Linked DNA regions of Homo sapiens: region 2 is linked to region 1. The links are chromatin loops, found by intact Hi-C in ENCODE. Cell type or tissue: HCT116. All regions are shown on one strand. Links, peaks and the distances in the headings refer to the core of each region. The heading gives the core; the rest is flanking DNA. Region 1 overlaps LIFR-AS1 (LIFR antisense RNA 1). Region 2 has its middle 49 kb from the start of EGFLAM.

The links. A loop is a pair of places that touch in the nucleus more often than their neighbours do. Peaks named below come from ENCODE experiments on the same cell type or tissue, not always from the same donor. Only the 100,000 strongest peaks of a DNase experiment are listed, where the experiment ranks them.
Region 2: it touches region 1 in a loop (6-fold over the local background); 2 of 110 quality-filtered maps call a loop at or near these places.

Annotation. Positions count from the first base shown.
Region 1 is chr5:38,666,022-38,668,939 of GRCh38, reverse strand. All of the region lies in intron 8 of LIFR-AS1 (LIFR antisense RNA 1), which reads right to left. Among named protein-coding and RNA genes, the nearest start is that of LINC01265, 53 kb to the left of the region's middle. In HCT116, for the core only: a CTCF peak has its summit at 1,724 (motif pointing right); a DNase peak (open chromatin) is centred at 1,739.
Region 2 is chr5:38,207,645-38,210,562 of GRCh38, reverse strand. No RefSeq gene overlaps it. Among named protein-coding and RNA genes, the nearest start is that of EGFLAM, 49 kb to the left of the region's middle. In HCT116, for the core only: a CTCF peak has its summit at 1,596 (motif pointing left); a DNase peak (open chromatin) is centred at 1,582.

The DNA.
Region 1 (2,918 bases), core at 189-2,688:
AAGATTTCTAGAATGCCATGGGTTCTGAGTCATGGGGAGCTGCAAGTGTTTCTAATGCACCGATTCTCACAATGCTGAAATGCTCTCCCTGCCCATTGACTCAAGGGAGCCAACCAATGAACTACGTCTGTTCATGGAGAGATGCATGTAGGGATCAGAGTATCCCAAAGATGCATTTTTCTAGACAGTACCTGGTCGCTGTACACCAGTTACCAGTGCAGGGAAGTGTGAACATAGCCAAGAATTCGGACTGAAATTCAGAAGGCTTTTAATTCACTATTGGTAGTGAATATTTCTGACTCAAGTCTCAACAGAAAACAGAGTGCATTCAGGATGGTACAAAGAACATTAAAGAAAAGACTATCTGTAGAGGACTAAATGGGATCAGAAGGGACTCTGAGGCACCAGGGGACTGATGAAAGTGGGCAGCCATTACACCCCCAGGTTTGAAGGGTCAAGGGGAGAACTGGCAGGTGCCAGAACCCAGTAAGAGCTGTAATGTGGGAGAGGAGGCCTTTGATGGGAGTTTGCTCATCAGTAGAGGAACAGGACCACCATACCCTAGTGAAGAGGGGAGTCAAAAACACTGACATCTCTCTTTCCCACCTTCTGACCGCTTACTAGTGCCTCCCTCTGGCTGAACCACCAGAAGCCCATTGATACAGTCCATACCGGCAGTCTCCTGCAGCTCAAGGCAGAGCTAAAAAAGCTGGAAATGGATTTGGAGGGGCAAATCAAAAATAACCTTGCGTGGCAACTCTGTGAGTCCCGGGAAAGGCACAAATACAGTTTTCTTTTTCTTTGTTTTGCCTTGGTTTGTCCTGTATTGGAATGGCTACGTGATGAATTCACACTTATTGATGGGAGAAAGTTATCTACTACATACTTGTACCCAGATTAGATATGGCAATCAGAAGGTCCAGTTCAATTCTCTAAGCAGCTGAATTTTCTTAACTACCTGGGAGGATATGTCACATTTTAAAGCCATACAAAGATCTTCAAGGCTCTGCATTCCAGACAGTTTTCTCTATTTGTTGGGATTTTCGGAAGCCCAATGAGTGACACTCCTGTTCCTTTCAATCTCCCTATATTGGGAGATTGAAAAATCACATTTAATATTTAAAGCTGATATTAGACAGCAAGGTTTAGTAGGAATGCTAAATGAGCTTACTAAAATTGTGCTGCAGAATAAAATGTATCCACTCAGTCACAGGCAAAGCAGGAAAACACAGGTCTTGCCCACGGGGGCAGAGTCTTTACTGCTAACCTCTTGAGCAGATGAAAACACATGCTTTTTGCAAGTGGACAGACCCCTAAAGAGGAGAGGTAGGAGCTGAGGCACCATGCTCAGTTGCTTATCTCATTCAGGGGTTAGGTCTGTCCTTGTTCCATGGTGGAAGAGTGAGTCACCTGCCAACAACAAGAAGGATATGTGCAAACAGACAAAGCAGAAGGTCCCATGGTCCATCCACCCATTATTCCCCTTCTGATAGTAACCCCCGGGGTGTTCTATGGGAGAAGGTGATCCGCTTGTCCCCCAGGCTTTTAAGAAATGTATCAGTGCCCATGTCTGACTTCCCAAAGCCCTGGCTTGACCTGTTGACATTGGTTTGTACAACTTCTTGGAGAAACCAGTTCCTTGTTTTCCTCCCATGGATTCTCTGTGCCCCCAAAGTGTGGGGGAGATAGCAGGAGACCAGCCTCCACCTCCGCTTCTGTCCTCCAGGTGGCAGGAGCACCATCTGGACTGTTCTACAGCCTCAGACCAAGCCAAAGATAACAGTATGTTCATGCACAGGAACACGCTGTGCTTCTCCAGATCCCAGGAAAGCAAATCCCAGTGAAGGTCAATAGTGGTACACTGTTTATAACTCAACTTTGGGTAGGAAGAACAAATATTAGGCCTCAGAACTTTCTTTTGTCAAGGACTCATGAGCCTTCTGCTAGGTCCCATCTGATCTTTTGTTAACTAGGTTCTTTCAAGCCCTGTTTATTCAGTGTCAAAAATTCTTAAGCAGCCGAACTCAAGTACCTGGGCTAGAAAGCTGCTATAGTTGCTCTGGAGAGAGTGGCCAGGAGTGGCAAATACCCTCCTGGCCCAGGCCCCACTGACTCTCCTCTCCAGGCTGCCTCTCCAACCCCAAAAACTCATCCAAAAGATGGTGCAATACAATACAACAGAGGCTACCTTCTCACCTTAGTGGTCAGAAACTAGAGCCATGTGTACAATTGCCTACTTGATATTTCTTCTTCAATGTCCCAAAGGACCCTGTCCCACTTCTGCCCCAAGCCTGATCCTTCTATAGTGTTTCCATTGTCAGTGAAGACATTCCCATCCAGACAAATGTGCAAGCTGGAAACCTAGGAGTCAGGCCTATCTCAATCCACATCGAAGTCATTTCCAAGTCATTTCTATTTGGTCCCCAAATCCTCTCTTGAATCCCTCCACTCCCCTCCATCCCCTCCTCTACTACCCTGGTCTGTGCCACAGTCATCTCTTTCCCTACCTATTCTGCCTGAATTCTTTCTCATCCTGCCTCCAATTCAGCCCCATTCTGCAGCTACAACAATTATTTTTTTCCAGAATGCAAATCTCATCATCTTTCTTCTTTAAAGCCCTTCAGTAGCCTCCTATTGCTCCTGGGAGAAAAATGAAAAGCCTAAAATAATCCACTAGATCTTCATCCAGCCCTTCATGCATCTGCACCTCTCTTTGGGCGGCACTTCTATTGGCCTCCAACCCTTTGTATTCTGGTCCCGCAGGTACTGTTTTTTCTCCCACCAAAGGGCCAGTGCATGTGTGCTTTCTCTATGTTGCTCCTCTCTGTGGAGGTTGAAGGCTTACATCTCAGCTAGGAGGACTTCCTCAGGGGCCCCTTTCTGACTTTCTGGAAGAGACAAAACCTCCCCCACTACAT
Region 2 (2,918 bases), core at 109-2,608, 460 kb after region 1:
CTGCAAGATCCTCTTTTTGCCATTTTGTAATCCTTCTTCTTTTGGGTGACACATAGCTCTGTTGGCAGCACCTGAAACCAAGGACGTCACTGTCCCTGGGAATAATGGAAGGGGAAGCTTGGCCCAGCTCAGGGCTTTCCAGAAGGATTTAACTTAATTCCTCAGACACTGGGCATCAGACAGAAAAGGCTTAGGGAGAACAAGATGAGAATTAAAGCAAAAATCATCAAGAATATTTTGTTATTACATTTTAAAAAGATCCTAAAACATTTAAAGACATATGCAAGTTGTATTGGGTTGGTGTGAATGTAGTCAGAGAGATATGCATACATAATCAATTCTTTTTACGCTTTTTGCAGTGTGAGTTTGTGAGTGGGTGTATGTTTATCCCAGGATTCAGAGAATAACAAATTTTTGATTACCAGGACTAATGGATGTGACACAAATATCCCAAGTAGCTGAATATTAAACAGTGATTTTTGCAGACGTATTTGCAAGATAAGCTGTTGTGTTTTAATTAAACAAATATATGTGTATATGATGGTGAATCTGTGGGTATATATACCATAGAGAGAGGGGGAAATGGAAGGTGGGAGGGAAAGAGAAAGGGAGAAGGAGGGAGAGGGAGAAAGAGGGAGAGGATATGCACAATATGACCTGAAATCCTGCTGTGCTCACCAGTTTGTGGCAGCATCTGTCCATAGGAAAGGACTTTAAAAAAATTGTGATGGGAACACTTAACGTGAGATACATCCTGTTAATAAACATGTAAGCATATCATGCATGAGTGTTGATTACAGGTACAATATCATGCAGCAGATCTTTAGAGCATGTTCATCTTGCTTGACTGAAACCTACACCAGTTGTCCCCCTCTCCCCTCTCCCACAGCCCCACCATTCCATTCTCTGATTCTATAGAATTGATTATTTTAGATACTTCATTGATGTAAATCCAGGAAGCACTTTTTTTAATTTATAGGAAAATCACCTGTGGGCCAGTGGCTCTTGTGTATCTTCTCAAACTCTAATGTGATATGAACCACCAGTGGAATCTTATTTAAGTGCGGATTTTGATCCGGTGGGCCAGGAGCAGATCCTAAAATTCTGTGTTTCTAATAAGCTCCCAGGTTTGGCCTACAATACAGTCCCATGGGCCATAGTTGGGTAGTATAGTGGGATTTTTAATGTAACAGTAAGCTCAAAAGCTTTAGTTACATTAAATATCTATTTTATTGCATTAAATGGCAACATTTATAATAATACAACTAGGCCAGAGGTGGGCAGATATATCATTTCTGGAAGAGGACCTCTGGAATTTCTAAAAAGAAGAAGATTTGGTGGAAGTTTCCAAGGTAAAGTTATTTGATTTGGAAAAATGTGAAATATATGGGGAAAGATTCCAAATGTGTTTCCAGTGTTGGCTGAGGTGTCCAGATGTTTGGAACCCAAATAGACACTGATAAATTCTGCCAGGTTGGGCCCCCTGGTCTGAGCAAGGTGTGAGGCCTGTTTGCAAACCTATCTGACAAAGCCGTGCTGGGAACTGACTCAGGGCAGGACCCAGTAGCTTGTTAGAGCTTGTTGGCTTTGGGTGCCATCTTGTGGCAAGAAGCAACAAAAATTTTTAAAATCCAGAAACAATCAAAGGTTCTCACCTATGCATGATGTTGTGTTAGGTACTGTAATTAAGAACAATAAAAATATTACATATCTAAATTGTATAGTTGAGACCCTTGCTAAATTCAACACACTTTGCTTTAGCCAACATTGTATGTCTACTCTTGTCTGCTGTGTGGCCATGGGCAGATTGCTTGATGTTGCAAGATCTTGAGTACTAAATCCGTAAAATGGGAGTAATTAAACTACCTCATGAAATTGTGGTGAATATCCCACCCGTGGAAGATGCTTAGCCCCAGTGACTGATACGAGCTCAAAAGGAAGGGAGAAAAAGTGGTAGCAATGATTATTAATGGTTGTAGTAGAAAAATAACAATTATTAGAAAAAACATAATATTTTATTATTTCCTTTTTAAAACAAGGAAAATAAGATCTAGAAGTCAAGTGATTTATCCAAGGTAATAAATCCAGTGTCAGATCTAGATGTCAAATATAGGTCTTTCTACTTGAGACAGTGGAACCTTAATTACAAGGTCGTCTTCATTGTATGCGTTAGTCTGATAAGCTAAAAGGAAAGTTATGTAAGTCGGCTTTCACTAGGCTATGCGCAGTAACAAGTCACCCCAATACTTCAGTGGCATACACCACACAAAGATTTACTTCTTGCTTGTGTTACATGAACTTTGCAAGTGGTCTGAGCCATGAATGCTCCTGTCAGGTCTTGCTAGGTGAATACAATTTTGGGAGGAAGGGCCAAGGGAGGTATTAATAATAATGTTCTATGGTGTGTATGTCAACATCTTAAACCCCTTCAAAGTCTGAAAGAAATCTTCTGAGGTCCTACAGTCAGTCCATTTCCAGTGCGCCCCTTCTACAGGTGGGAAAGGAGGCCAAGGGAGGTATTAATAATAATGTTCTATGGTGTGTATGTCAACATCTTAAACCCCTTCAAAGTCTGAAAGAAATCTTCTGAGGTCCTACAGTCCATTTCCAATGTGTTCCTTCTACAGGTGGGAAAGAGGCTCAAAGTAGACAAGCGGCAGCCTCAAGGTTATGAAAAGAGACAGATCATGCCCTGGGAAGTGCTCCCCTGTGAGAAGTAAAGAGTATTATCTTGGTGCCCCATTACCATGAGCCACTCCCATGCCTGCTTTCCTTTCTACCTCACTGTCTCAGCCTCAAGAAAGGGACCCTTATACCATCAGTTTATTAAAGTGAAGGTTTTATCCAAGGGTGCTGGCTATTAGTGGCTTTAAATGCAGCAGTTCCTGTCCCAGGACTGGGGATGTGGCAATTTAAAT